Regions from separate parts of the Homo sapiens genome. Here region 1 is linked to region 2. A link is a contact called in ENCODE POLR2A ChIA-PET data. All regions are on one chromosome and are shown on one strand. Each heading gives the region's core, a stretch centred on a gene start or an enhancer-like site at or near the end of the contact. The rest is flanking DNA. Distances are from core to core; before and after follow the strand shown.

Region 1 (7,148 bases), core at 2,973-5,472, 230 kb before region 2:
AGCGTCTCGCTCTGTCACCCAGGCTGGAGTGCAGTGACATGATCTCGGCTCATTGCAACCTCTGCCTCCTGGGTTCAAGTGATGCTTCTGCCTCAGCCTCCCAAGTAGCTGGGACTACAGGTGTGTGCCACCACACCTGGCCTATGTGCATTGTTTTTAAAAACAAACATGTTGTATGTTTTGTATGTAGGAATAAAAGCAGAAGGCCCCTAGGGGCATGTTAGGATTTATAATCTCCTAAAGTTAAATATTCTGCAAGTTTACACAAGCAGTAACTTCATGAATTACTAAGTATTACTGAGAGTATTTATGTTCCAAATTCGAAGCCTTAATCAAACCAGAAAAAAACATATTCTGTTGGGTTTGAACAGGTAGTTTTCTTATTCATTGTATACTTAGAACCTTGGGACTTAAAGGTCAGAGAGTCAAGGGAACTGCCAAGGAGTTAGTTGCTAGATATTTTTTTGTTTTTTTGAGCTGTATATATTTCCCCACTTGAAAAAACAAAAACACTACTACTTATATGGCATTAGTATGATAGGTGAGAGAGAATGTTGTTGGCCATGGTTACCACCTTAAATTGACATGGGAAAAGAGAATCAATATGAAGTGGAGGAAAAAAAACAATAACTTCATTTAATCATACATTTTTACCGTTAACCTGTTTTCTTTTGGCTTATCCTTCTGAGCTAGGGTAAGGAGGCTTGTTTTGTCTTTGTTGTTTTTGTTTTTTTGTGTCAGTGACCTCCAAATAGATGATCTTCCAGACGAAATGGTTGCCTGTTAGTACATCTGGTCTATACTTGAAAGCTGCAAAAGGTGATTGCGTATCTCTTGAAATAAGAGGAATTGTGAAATAGTTTTCTCAACCTGCTGCATGGATTTTGACTATTCAGGTCGTGATCTCCACAAGTTATTTAAACTAGAATTTCTCAACCAGTGTATTGTGTTAGGGTGCGTTACAGATGTGTTGAGATACTGGTCCCCTCACACCTCTGGCCATTCATGCAGAATATAGTTTGGATACAGCATCCAAACTAATGACCTCAGATCCAGAGCAGTCTTGATCATTTACCCCATTGTGCCATACAAATATTATTTTCTGTCTTGACTGTAAAAAAGACTGGGAGCAGTGGCTCACACCTGTAATCCCAGCACTTTGGGAGGCCGAGGCGGGCAGATCACAAGATCAGGAGTTCAAGACCATCCTGGCCAACATGGTGAAACCCTGTCTCTACTAAAATACAAAAAAAAAAAAAAAAAAAAATTAGCCGGGCATGGTGGCGCTTGCCTGTAGTCCAGATACTCAGGAGGCTGAGGCGGGGGAATCGCTTGAACCCAGGAGGCGGAGGTTGCAGTAAGCCGAGAGCGTGCCACTGCACTCCAGGCCTGGCGACAGAGCGAGACTCCATCTCAAAAAAAAAAAAAGTTAAAAGTTTAGAAAAACTGGGAGCACTAATTTAGAAAGCTCAGTAATTGGATATCTGAACAGTTTTAAGATTCAAGGGGGTAAACAATCTGAAAATAATCTTGGTTTTAAGTTTTTAAAGCCATTTTAAGGTACCTCTCTGACCCACAAGTAATTCTCTTTGGACACATGATTCAAAGGATATGCTTTAAAATACAAGACTGTGAACAATTTAAGGTTGGACAGTAGTGAAGAAATTCAAGTTCTTATTTTCTAAGCAGTAATGTGAGGCAGAAGTAAAGTTCCCTTTTGTAAAACTGTTATCTCTACCTGACTAACTCTGAATGCTACTGTATCTTTTCTGAGGCTGACATTTTGTTAATCATTCATCAAGCTTGGGTCTCATACTCTGAAGCCTAGGATACATTGTCTTCTTGTCTTCCTTCAGGAAAGAATGGCATATACTTAGTTTGAGCAGTTTAATTTTTTAATATTTATGTAAATCACCAAGTTAGCCTTCTTAGATGAGTTTCTGTTTGTCTAACTCAGGAATTATTAATTTTGCTGGAGTTTACAGATTTCCTGAGCCTGTAATAATTTTTTTCTTCAAAAAAAAATGTACATGTACATGCTGCTTTATATACATTTACCAGAGAGTTCATGGCCACTGATCTCATTGTTGAGCTGCATTTTCAGTTCCAAAATTTGTGTAGTCTAAATAAGAGTTCCCCCATCTTATTATTTGTAAATTTATATATTTAGTATAAACCAGGGATTGATTGCTCAAATGCCTTCAGGAGTCGAGTCAATAAGGTAAATGAAGAGTTGTCCAGGTTTACGTGTGGTATCTCCATTGGGTGTCTGTTAAAAGAGCCAGTTGTTGGACAGTCACAGCTTAGCATATCCAGCAGGTTTTTGTCAGTGCAGGAATGAAGAGTCATTGTTACCAGACAGACAGACCTACCTGCCCTCCCTCCTGCTTTATTTCTTTTAAGAAATAGAAAGTTAAATTTTTTTTTAATTTTGGTAACTGTCACTTTGAAAAATATTAATTGTGAAAAATTTTAATACATAATTCACCTTAATACCTTTTCTTTTGTTTTTTGAGACGGAATTTCACTCTTTTCACCCAGGCTGGAGTGCAATGGCGCGATCTCAGCTCACTGTAACCTCTGCCTCCCAGGTTCAAGTGATTCTCCTGTCTCAGGCTCCCAAGTAGCTGAGATTACAGGTGCCCACCACCACACCTGGCTAATTTTGTATTTTTAGTACAAATGGGGTTTCATCATGTTGGCCAAGGCTGTCATGAACTCCTGACCTCAGGTAATCCGCCTGCCTCAGCCTCCCAAACTGGTGGGGTTACAGGTGTGAGCCACTATGCCTGGCCCCTGATTTACTTTTTAAAAACAGTGTGAAGGCTGGGCACTGTGGCTCATACTGTAGTCCCAACACTTTGGAAGGCTAAGATGGGATGATCGCTTGAATCCAGGAGTTCGAGACCAGCCTGGGCAACATGGCGAAACCCTGTCTCTACTAAAAATGCAGAAAATTAACTGGGCGTGGTGGCGCACACCCATAGTCCCAGCTACTTGGAAGACTGAGGTAGGAGGATCACTTGAGCTCAGGAGTGTGAGGCTGCAGTGAAGTGAACTATGATCATGCCATTGCACTCCAGCCTGGGTGACAGAGCAAGGTCCTGACTCTAAAAAAAAAAAAAAAAAGGAAAAAAAGTGAAAAACTTGTACACATATGCACCTAGCGACATTATTTCATAGTAGCCAAAAAGTGGAGACAGTCCAAATATCTGTCAGTGAATGGACAACCAGAATGTGATGTATTTATACAGTGAATTCAGCTGTAAAAGGAAATGAATTACTGATACTTGCAACAACGTGGATAAACTTGTAGACATTTTGCTAAGTGGAAGAGGCCACATATTGCATGATTCCATTTATGTGAAATGTCCATAATAGGCAAATACATGAAGACAGAAAGCAGATTATTGGTTGCCAGAGGATTGTAGGAAGAGGCTATTGGGAGTTAATCCTCTGAGGTACTGGGTTTCTTTTTGGGGCGATGAAGTGTTCTGGAATCAGATAGTGGTGATGGTTCCACAGCATTGTGAATATACGAAAACACACCATTTTAGGGTACTGATTGTACCCTAAAATGATGAGTTTTATGTTACATGGATTTTATCTCAATTTTTAAAAGTAATATGTGAGCCAAATAGGAGATATACACACAGAGTAGTCCTGTTCCCAGCCATCTGTGGGAAATATATTCCAAGATCCCCAGTGGATGCCTGAAACCACAGATAATACCAAACCTGATTATCATCAGTTGGAACACAGTTTTCTGTTGATGTCTTCTACCCACAAATTTAATGCCTTTTCCATTTTAACTAAGCATTTATCACATACTGCGGTCATAACTTTTGCAGTTTGAGGTACAACAGCAAAACAAATGTGAATTTATTTTTCCCTCTTCACATTATCACTGATAGAAGATTTGTTCTTACCATAGATCTTAGCAATTTCCACATATGATTTTTTTTTCCATATTAAGTCAAGAACTTTTACCTTTTTACTTAAAGGAAGCACTTTACAGCTTCACATTGGCATTTCCAGATTCTCAGCATCGCTACTCTTGCACTTTGGGGCATTTCTTAAGTAAAATAAGGGTAACTTGAAGACAAGCACTGCAATACTGCAACATTCAAGTAACCAAGAAGGCTACCAAGTGACTAATGAGCAGGTGGCATATACAGCTGGACAAAGGGATGATTCACATCCAGGGCTGGATGGTACTAGATGGTGCAAGATTTCATCACATTACTCAGAACCATGTACAATTTAAAACATGGCTGGGTGCAATGGCTCATGCCTGTAATCCCAGCACTTTGGGAGGGTAAGGCGGGAGGATTGCTTGAGCCCAGGAGTTCAAGACTAGCCCGGGCAACATAGTGAGAAACCTTCTTTACAAAAAAAAAAAAAAAATAGCCAGGAGTGGTGGTGCATGCCCGTGGTCCCAGCTACAAGGGAGGCTGAGATGGGAGGTAGAGGCTGCTACAGTGAGCTACGGTTGCACCACTGCACTCCAGCCTGGGTGACTGAGTGAATCCTCGTCTCTAAAAACAAACATGGAAAATAAAACTTATGACTTATTTATTTCTGGAATTTTCCATTTAATATTTTCAGACTGCAGTTGACTGCGGGTAACTGAAACCATGGGTATGGGGGTTGGCTGTGTTTGTGGTCACCAGTTTACAGTCCCTTGCTGTAGAACAGAAGAATAGGCTGTGAATCTAGACGAATGTTTTCCAATCACTACCTCTGACATTGGGAAGGTTATGCAGTTTTGCCTTCTGTAAAATGAGAAAGACATTACTTAGGTCATGGACTTGCTGGTTTAACAGTGATAAATCTGGCTGGGCATGGTGGCTCATGCCTATAATCCCAGCACGTTGGGAGGCCAAGGTAGGAGGATTGCTTGAGCTTAGGACTTCCAGACCAGCCTGGGTAACATAACAAGACCTCAGAACAAAAACAAAAGACATCTCAGAAAAAAAAACAAAAGAAAGAAAGAAAAAAAAGAAAAAATTTAATTAGCAGGGGACAGTAGTGTATGCCTATGGTCCCAGCTACTAAGGAAGCTGAAGGAGGAGGATTGCTTGAGCCTGGGAGGTCAAGGCTGCAGTCACCCACCCTGGGTGACAGAGCAAGACCCTGTTACACACACAAAAATGATAAATCCCAAGAATCAGTGACTGACATAGGCATTCACATAATATCTTCAGAATTGAAAGGCAACCAGTTTTTACTGCCCTTACTTCCAGCCTATTCTATTTTTGTCAGTTTTAGGACAACCTACCTTATTAGCTGTTGGTTATTGATCACCTGCGGAGATGATGGTTGTCTGCTATGTAACCTGCCACCATGGCAGTAAAGAAGGGAGTGGGGGAAGGGTGATAATCCTTATATTCTGCAGTTTTCTCACTTTAATCAGGTAGGTTAAATAACATATCCAACATCAGATGTAGGTTGTAGTGGTTCTAGTGTACTTATTCTTTCTGCAACCTTATGATGTCTTTTAAATCCAAGATCCTTTCAGTAACGGAGTACTGAACTGTTTTTGTAGCTCTATCAAGGCTTGTCAAGCAGTGTGCTCATCACATGGTAAATCATGCAGCGTGGAACCTCATAAAATCTCCAAGAAACATCATTCACCCATACTGACTAGTTTCACATCTCTTTGGTAAGTGATAGTAGGAAACCTTTTTCCCCTGGTTTAAAAAGGATGGATGCAATAACATTTATAGGTAAGACTGAGGAGCATTTTAAAAACCACAGGCCGGGCACAGTGGCTCATGCCTGTAACCCTAGCACTTTGGGAGGCTGAAACAGTTGGATCACCTGAGGTCAGGAGTTTGAGACCAGCCTGGGCAGTGTGGTGAAACACGGGGCATCCACCAAGAGAAATAAATCAAAGTCCAAGTACTTGAATTCATAATCTGAGGAGAGAGGTGTATGTAAACAAAACACATTCAGTGTGACAATGTCAGAGAGTATATGGGGTTGCTTTGGCCCTGTAGAAGAGGTACTTGGCCTGTTTTGGAGAAAGATGGGAATGCTTCATAGTGTGCTTCATAGTGGATGTAAAGTTTGCTGATTCTTGAAGGGTGAGTAGGATTTCCCCTAGCAAGCACTATTGGAAGGCATAATCAATGTATAAAAGCACAGAGACCTGGAGAGGAGTGGGAAGCAAGTTCAGTCAGTTTAAACAAATGTTTTGAAAATGTTAATCTGTGCAGTTCAAAGACATTAGAATAGAACAGGTTGAAACAATACTGATTGAATTTATTGGTTATGGGACTATTTATGGTTTTCATTTTTTGTGTCAGTTTTTGTTTTTTCTCCCTGAGAATCAGACTGGGATCTTGTATCAGTTTTGATAAATTATTTTTCTTCTGGGAATTTCAAGTTTGTGGGCACAAAGTTGTTCGTGATATTGTCTTATCTTTTTACCATCTGTAGGATCTGTAGTGATGTATCATTTCCATTCTTGATACTGGACATTTACCCTAATTCATCCCTCACTCCCTCATTTCCATTCTTGATATTGGACATTTACCCTAATATTCATTCTCTCTCTCTCTCTCTCTCTCTCTCTCTCTCTCTCTCTCTCTGTCTGTCTCTCTCTCTTTCTCTCTCTCTCTCTCATTCTTTCTTTCTTTTTTTGAGACAGAGTCTCACTGTCGCCAGGCTGGAGTGCAGTGGCATGATCTCAGCTCACTGCAACCTCTGCCGCCTCCCGGGTTCAAGCGATTCTCCTGCCTTATCCTCCTGCTGGGACTACAGGCGTGTGGCACCACACCCAGCTAATTTTTTATATTTTTAGTAGAGATGGGGTTTCACCATATTGGCCAGACTGGTCTCGAGCTCCTGACCTTGTGATCCGCCTGCTTCAGCCTCCCAAAGTGCTGGGATTACAGGTATGAGCCATCACACCTGGCCCTTCTTTTTTTTTTTCTTAAATCAAGCACACTTACATTTTTAATTTCTTCCCCCCCACCTGCAGAGGCAGGGTCTTTCTCTGTCGCCCTGGCTAGAGTGCAGTGACATGATCATAGCTCACTGCAGCCTCAAACTCCTGGGCTCAAGTGATCTTCCTGCCTTAGCCTCCTGAGTAGCTGGGACTCAGCTAATTTTTTCCATTGTTTTTATTATTAAAAACAATT
Region 2 (7,248 bases), core at 2,987-5,486:
GCCAAACTCTGCATAGTTCTGTTGGTCGATGGCCTGTGGTGTGCTGGTTTGTCAGTGCCTGTCGGTGCGTTCCTCTCGACGTCCAGCCGCTTGTGTGTTCCTCCACTGATGTGCTCCTCTAGCCGTCCAGTTACCTGTGTGTCTGCCTGCTAGGGTTTTTATAGGCACAGGATGGGGGCGTGGCCGGCCAGGGTGGTCTTGGGAAATGCAACATTTGGGCAGGAAAACAAAAATGCCTGTCCTCACCTAGGTCCATGGGCACAGGCTGGGGTGGAGCCCTAGCCAGGGACCACGCCCTTTCTCCCTTCCATGTCATTTAAAGGGACTGTGCCCTTCCCTTCCCAGCACTTCCCTTCCTGTATCACCAGGTTCAAGCAGTTCTCCTGCCTCAGCCTCCTGAGTAGCTGGGACTACAGGTGCATGCCACCATACATGGCTATTTTTTTTTGTATTTTTAGTAGAGACAGGATTTCACCATGTTGGCCAGGCTGGTCTCGAACTCCTGACCTCAAGCGATCCACTTGCCTAGGCCTCCCAAAGTGCTAGGATTACAGGCATGAACCATTGCACCTGGCCCCTTAGCTTGGTCTTGTACCACTCCATACTCCAAAATTCTTTCTGGTTGCTGTTTGTCAGCCGTAACTGGAGTTGACATAAAGGGATGTAATGGGCAATCTGGCTGAGAGTAAGGTTGGAAAGGAGTCCAGGAGCCTCTTGTGAAAGGGATCGGGTACCAGGCTGGGTTCCAAGTGCACAAGGGAGTCCCAGAGGACGTGACATGGGAATAAAATGGTCAGCGTGCCAGATTGACATCTTAGAAAGATCATTTGCTCCTTAATCTGCCCCCATCACTTTCCTCTAAAAGGCCCTTATTGATAACCTCCACACTACTCAATCCTAGGGCACTCTTCAGTTCTGATCTCAATTGACATTTTTTTTTTTTTTTTGACGGCGTCTCGCTCTGTCGCCCAGGCTGGAGTGCAGTGGCTCAATCTCAGCTCACTGCAAGCTCCGCCTCCTGGGTTCACGCCATTCTCCTGCCTCAGCCTCCCGAGTAGCTGGGATTACAGGCGCCCGCCACCACGCCCAACTAATTTTTTGTATTTTTAGTAGAGACGGGGTTTCACTGTGTTAGCCAGGATGGTCTCAATCTCCTGACCTCATGATCCGCCCGCCTCGGCCTCCCAAAGTGCTGGGATTTCAGGCATGAGCCACCGCGCCCGGCCTCAATTGACATTTCTTAGAGCTGATTTTACTTGATTTCTTGCAGCCCTTGACACAATTGTTAACCCCTACCACCTGAAATGTCCTCCCTTGGTTTATGTGTTTCTGCACGTTCTGGTTTTCCTTCTCCCTTTCTGGCTGTCCCTTATTAGTTTTTCACCATCTCCTTTTCCATCAGGGAAAACTGTGTCAAAGTTGCTTGAGGCACAATCTTAGTTGGTATAATCTTTCCTTCTGCTTTCTCTCTTGACCATTAGGAGAGTGTGAAATCAGTTTAACACGTCATATAAGCATTGACAAAAGGATGAAGCAATGGAATAGAAAGTGTCAAGGTGCATCATGCACAGGGCAAATATTGTTTGAGGAAGCTTATTTCAGATTTAGATATAAATACACACATGCATATGTATGATGGCTGCAATGTAAAATATATATCTTACTGTGGGATGTGGTAAAACAGTTTGAAAGCCACAGCTGTACAACTCCTGTGTTTATTTCTCAGGGCCAGAATTCTCCTAGGAATGTAAGATCTGTGTGTATCCAACCGCCTACTCCACATCTCCTCTTAGATATCCTCTACGGAGACCTTAAACTCAATATATCCAAAATCAAATTCAAGCCCTTCACCCTAAACTTGGATTTTCTCTTCTGTTTCGCATCTCAGGGAAAAGCCCCACCATCCATCCAACTGCAGAAGCTAGAAACCTGGGCAACATCCTTGGTACTTAACTTTCTCCCAGCCCATGTCAAATATAGCTCCAAATCTTGTTGACTTAAACTCTGAAAGATTTCTTTACTCGGCTGTTTCTCTCTGTACATCTCCGCCTTCCATGCCTAAGATGTCCTCATCTCTCGAGAGACCTGGGTGAACTATACTGTATTTCCCCTTGGGCTCTCCTCTGACCCAGTCTCCACCAACTATCCTGAATGATGCTTGTAAAACATAACCAATCTAATCATGTTACTCTCTTGCTTGCAAGTCCTTCAATGGCACATCGTTCTTAGACCCACATTCTTAACATGGCCTACCAGATGCTCCCACGAGCTCCTCTTCTCTGCACTGCAGTCACATTTTTTGTGCTGGATATTGTCTTTTGACAGACAGCACCCATCCCCATTCTATGTGCCTTCCTATGTTGCGGATGCTGGAAAGCTAAAACATCTCCCAACTCCCTTGCAGCTAGGGCTCTAGCACTTAGATGTATTTGCATAAAAGATGGAAGGGAGGCATAAGTAAGCCAGACAGTTTGGGCTGTTTTTACCTGTAAATGGTTGCGGAGACAGTAGTGCACAGTCCCTGGCTTTGTAGAGGCAGGGAAAGGACTTGGCATTTCACTGTCCTGCCAGTGGCATTGGCAGTGACTTTCTGATCCCAGGATCCTGTCTTTGGGTGGCAGCTTCACCATTGTGTCCTCATGCTCAGCCTTTCCAGTGGTGGCCTCCTGGCTTCTGTCTTTCTGACTGTGAGAGGTAGTAACTCCCCTGGCAGTTCTATGGTGTTCTAGGAGTCATTCCTAATACCCAGCCCAGGGACCAGCATTTTCTTCAACAGCAAGAGTGGTTTCTGTTTCTAAACTTAGACTGATTCATTTAGTCTCTAGAAGTGGTCATGCCTCCTCCCACTATAGGGTTGTTTTACTTGCTATCCCTCTTGCCTAGGTTAATACCCTTGCCATCCCTTAATCCCCAGCCCCATCTCTCGATTAACTCCTTTTATGTCTTTTCCATCTCAGTTCAAACATTTTCTCTGATCCTTAAGACTGGATCAGCTTTGCTTGTTAAACAGGGATCTCACCCTGTATGTTTCTTTTAGTGCATCATCGTCTGTAATTATGTACTTGTGTGACTCTAGAATCTGAGCTTCAGGGACTTGATTATCCTGCTCCATGCTGTGTTCCATCGCTTAGAAAAGGCCCCTATAGAGTTGGCGCTTAACAGGCATGTGTTGAAAGAATGAATGGAATGGAGGAGGCCTGATTGGAGGCTCTGAGGACAAAATCCACGTTTTTAAATATGGCTGGTAAGCCCTGTGACACCTCTTCTCGGCGTTTTCTCCCAGCCACATCTTCCCCTGACTCTTGGCCAGTCCGAACACGCTGTGTGCTCTCTGGCCTCCAGGCCTCTACATCTGCTATTTCTGCTGCTTGGCTGTCTCTTCACTCTTAGCCTGGTTCTTACTCATCTTGCAGGTTTCAGTCAGGACGTTTTCTCTTCTAGGGAAACCTTTACTTCAGACAATTCTATACAGGACAAATGTTGGCTGGGTGCGGTGTCTCACGCCTGTAATCCCAGCACTTTCAGAGGCTGAGGCAGGTGGATCACCTGAGGTCAGGAGTTCGAGACCAGCCTGGCCAACATGCTGAAACCCCATCTCCACTAAAAATACAAAAATTAGCCGGGCGTGGTGGCACGTGCCTGTAATCCCAGCTACTTGGAAGGCTCAGGCACATGAATCGCTTGAATCCGGGAGGTGGAGGTTGCAGTGAGCCAAGATCATGCCACTGCACTCCAGCCTGGGCAACAGAGTGAGACTCTGTCTCAAAAAAAAATTGTTAAATATATGATTGTAAACATTGCCTACTGTTACTTATCTGTACCTTCCATTGCAAGTGCACTGTCTTGTTCAAGGCAGCCTATGCAGAGGGCCTTGCATGGGGCCCAGCTCTAATGCCCTCCGTATTTGTTGAAGTGGAATGAATCAATGTCCCCTAGTCAACCAGCCTCAGTCCGGGCATCTCTGCACACTTTCCAGGAGCCCAAAAACAGTGAAGAATTGTAATTTGAGGGCTGCTTGATCAGGAAAGGAAGCTGGGGGAGGTTTGTTCAGCTCCAGCCCCTGGCTGTCCCTGGGCCACCAGGCAGGAGGCCTTGAAGCAGATCCTGTGGGGGATGGGCAGGGAAACAGTTTCTTCCTCTCCTCCCTCCTGGAGAGTGGGGGGATGGGGCCAGGAGAGGGAAGGTTCCTTCAAGGAGGCTCCCTGGCACAGTGCCTGCTTTGAGGAACGGAGTGGAGAGTATGGTGAATGCAGGCTTTCTCCTGGCCCCTGGCCTCCAGCTCTGTGAGAGGGAGGGAAACCGCTGGCAAAGACGGGAAAGAGGGATGGGAGGGAGGGGAGAGTCTGCTTGCTTTGGGAGACAAGGAGAGGGGTTGAACTGGCTCTGAAAGACAGGATTCCCAAGAGCCTACCAGGTCCCAACTCCAGATCAGCTCTGGAAATATCCTCAAATCACTGAGTCAGAGTCAATATACTGGGAACGTTTAACTCTCAGGATCAGATCATCCTAGCATCACCAGCTGGAAAATCCTTCAGAGAGTTGTATCTGGGGTCTGCAGGGTATTGGACCTGAAGTCCAGGGACCTTGACCCTATTCTGCCTGCAGGCCCAGTCTCCAGTGGGGGCTAACTTGGAGAAGTCAGCTCCCTGGATCCCGCTTTTTCAACAGCTGGAAGAAATGGCATTTTCCCAGAACCCAAGAATATTTTGCATCCCATCCACAGCGCGCGCTTACAGTAACAGAAAGACGAGGAAGCTGGCAAACCACCTCTCTTTCCCACAGGTCTGTAATCTCCCTGAGGGCAGGGTTCAGCTCACACATCTTATACTCTGGTCTCAAACCTGGCTGCCCATCAGAATTGCTTGAGGATGATTAACTAAAATGTTTCACTTCCTCTAACAGTGATTCTGATTTATTGGAACTGTGTTAGGACTTAAAACCCGTTTTAACAGTGTGCTGATTGTGATGCAAAGGGACCGGCACAACGTAGTAGGTGCTAAGTGTTGCCTGCAGGGGTGGGAAATGTATTTAGCAAGGTAAACAAATGGAGTGTAGGGGAAGTGGGATTGAAATACGGTCTGGAGCTGGGTAACTGTGCATCTAACACTTTGAAAGGAAATAGTGCACCAGTTTTAGCAATACAAAAGATAAATATTTATTCAGAACAAAACTTTTAACAATCAATTTTACATTCTAAGCCACAAGGAAATAGCAAAACATATAGCAAAGGAAAAGCAAACACTAAAAGAAAAGCAGTGTACTGTCTTTTCTACTGGATAACACTTAGTTGGCCCATGACCTCTCGCTTGGCCTATCTCCCAAGTACATTTTAGAGTTAACAGCTCACTCATAATTTTGGGTTAAAATCCATCTTTCTCCTGAGAATCAGGAGTTGCACATGAGCTCCAGCTAGCTGCTTCTCTAGGGTTCGTAGCTATTGAGGCTAAGGTGCAAATGTAAACCTTTGGTAGGTTTCTTTACACAGGGGCACCCCCATTTCTCACTGGTGGCAATGAATGGGGAAGGGGTAGGGCCTCCAAAGGACCTGGCACACTGTAATCCAGAAGTGGTGCCCCAGGGAGCAACGAATGCACCCTGGAGTGTGGTCCTTGGTCCGTTCCGTATCTCCCAAGTATTCAGAAGCCCCTCCTTAAAAACCTTCTCTTTCTGCTCCCTCCTCCAGGTGATTTCTCAGCATTCCTCTGGGCTGATCATTCTGGAGAGATCAGACTTTCTGGGCCCTCAAGTGTTGAGGAAATTGTTGTGAAGTGTGAGAGGTAGTGGAATGAGCACCGGGCTTGGGGTCAGGGGACTCTACTATAGGCTGGCTCTGGCACCAGACAGCTATGTGATTTTCACCCAGTCATTTAACCTCTTTGGGCCTGTTTCATCTGCTGGAAAACCAGGGAATTGGTCCAAACCAACTCTCAGGTTCTTTCCAGCAGGAATATTCTAGATTCCATGATTCTATAAAAAATGGCTTCTGAGCCACCAAAAGAGCTGTCATGAAGTCCATGCATCTTTGTGCCATAAGAGAGGCCCTTGGCCACCATTCAGAGCTTATTGATTCAGATTATATACACTTCTAACAACACTGGTTTCACAAATTCTCAGACCACGTAGATTAAAAGCAGCAAATTAAATGAGGGAGGGGAAGAGCTGCAAAAGGTAGACACTCTGATAGAAGCCACAGTCAACAATGTTTTCAATTCAGCAAACACTGATGGAGTGCCTACCACGTGTTGGGCCCCGTACCTAGTGCTGGGGCATAAAGATGAGCAAGGCAGCCCAAAGGGTGAAAATCCAGGGGAAGAAAAGGTATGGGGCGGGGAGGGCGGGAGGGGGGCAAGGAGAGAGAGAAAAAGTACAAGAAACAAAACAAATACCCAATAGAAAAACGAAAATAAAATTTTAAAAGGGAGGGGCAACACATCTGCACGCTACAGTTCTCCGCAGTCGTTATTGGTGACAGAGTCACCAATTCAGAACAGGCTGAAATGGAGTAAACTCGGTTTAAGAAGGCATAGAGAGATGTCTCTTGTAGGTTTTAAAAAGATCTCCTTCAAAAACGATAAAAAATGGTTTAAAAAAAAGTTTTGGCACTTAAGAGGGATAAGCTGGCTGTGTGTTCACCCTGGCAGGCAGGCGGGTGTTTAGTGCCCGGCCACGCCGGTTAGCTGAGCTGCCACGGAATTGTGCACTGCTTTGGGACACTGGGCAAAGGCGTGTCCTCGCTTGCCACAGAGGTTGCACACGATGCCCTTCCGGCAGTAAGGGCTCAGGTGCCCCTCCTCCCCGCACCTGAAGCACCTGTCCTGCGTGCAGCTGCCGCTCATGTGGGTCCGGGAACCACATTTAAAGCATGTCTTGGGCTGCCCCTTGTACCAGCTGTAGCCCCTCTCGGCCCCCAGGAAGAAGGCCCCTGGCAAGTGCCTGACCCCGCCCTCCCCCTGGCGCAGCTCGATCTCGCATTTGTACTCCCCGGTCCAGATCCCAAACCTGTCGGTCACTTTCACCGGCACGGCCAGCACGTCGCAGTGGCGCTTGAGCCAAGTCACAATGTCCTCCACGTCCACCGTCTCGTTCCGGAAGAGGATGAAGAGCGTCTTCAAGCTGGACTTGCTCCGCCCCAGCACCACAAAGTTCTCCCAGCAGTCCTCCTGCTCCCGCTTCTCCTCGTAGACGCGTAGGAACAGGGCCAGCTTCTCCGCTGAGCGGAAGCTCACGTCGAATTCGCGGCTGCCCGGG

Evidence for each region. ChIA-PET counts read pairs that join two places held with the same protein, here RNA polymerase II (POLR2A).
Region 1: POLR2A ChIA-PET joins it to region 2 with 10 read pairs in activated T-cell. The contact joins two enhancer-like sites. POLR2A ChIA-PET finds 5 or more read pairs at or near these places in 4 of 52 experiments (H1 and activated T-cell).

What each region holds. Positions count from the first base shown.
Region 1 is chr20:526,450-533,597 of GRCh38, reverse strand. CSNK2A1 (casein kinase 2 alpha 1) reads left to right here. Exons shown (of 14, transcript NM_177559.3): 2 at 5,549-5,665. Among named protein-coding and RNA genes, the nearest start is that of CSNK2A1, 14 kb to the left of the region's middle. Within about 2 kb of position 4,222, at least 3 of the 41 ENCODE cell types and tissues checked have a DNase peak (open chromatin) inside an H3K27ac peak, as active enhancers do.
Region 2 is chr20:298,204-305,451 of GRCh38, reverse strand. It overlaps ZCCHC3 (zinc finger CCHC-type containing 3), which reads right to left. Exons shown (of 1, transcript NM_033089.7): 1 at 5,131-7,248. The coding sequence ends at 6,654. Among named protein-coding and RNA genes, the nearest start is that of ZCCHC3, 4.3 kb to the right of the region's middle. RefSeq lists a silencer at 3,953-4,247. Within about 2 kb of position 4,236, at least 14 of the 41 ENCODE cell types and tissues checked have a DNase peak (open chromatin) inside an H3K27ac peak, as active enhancers do.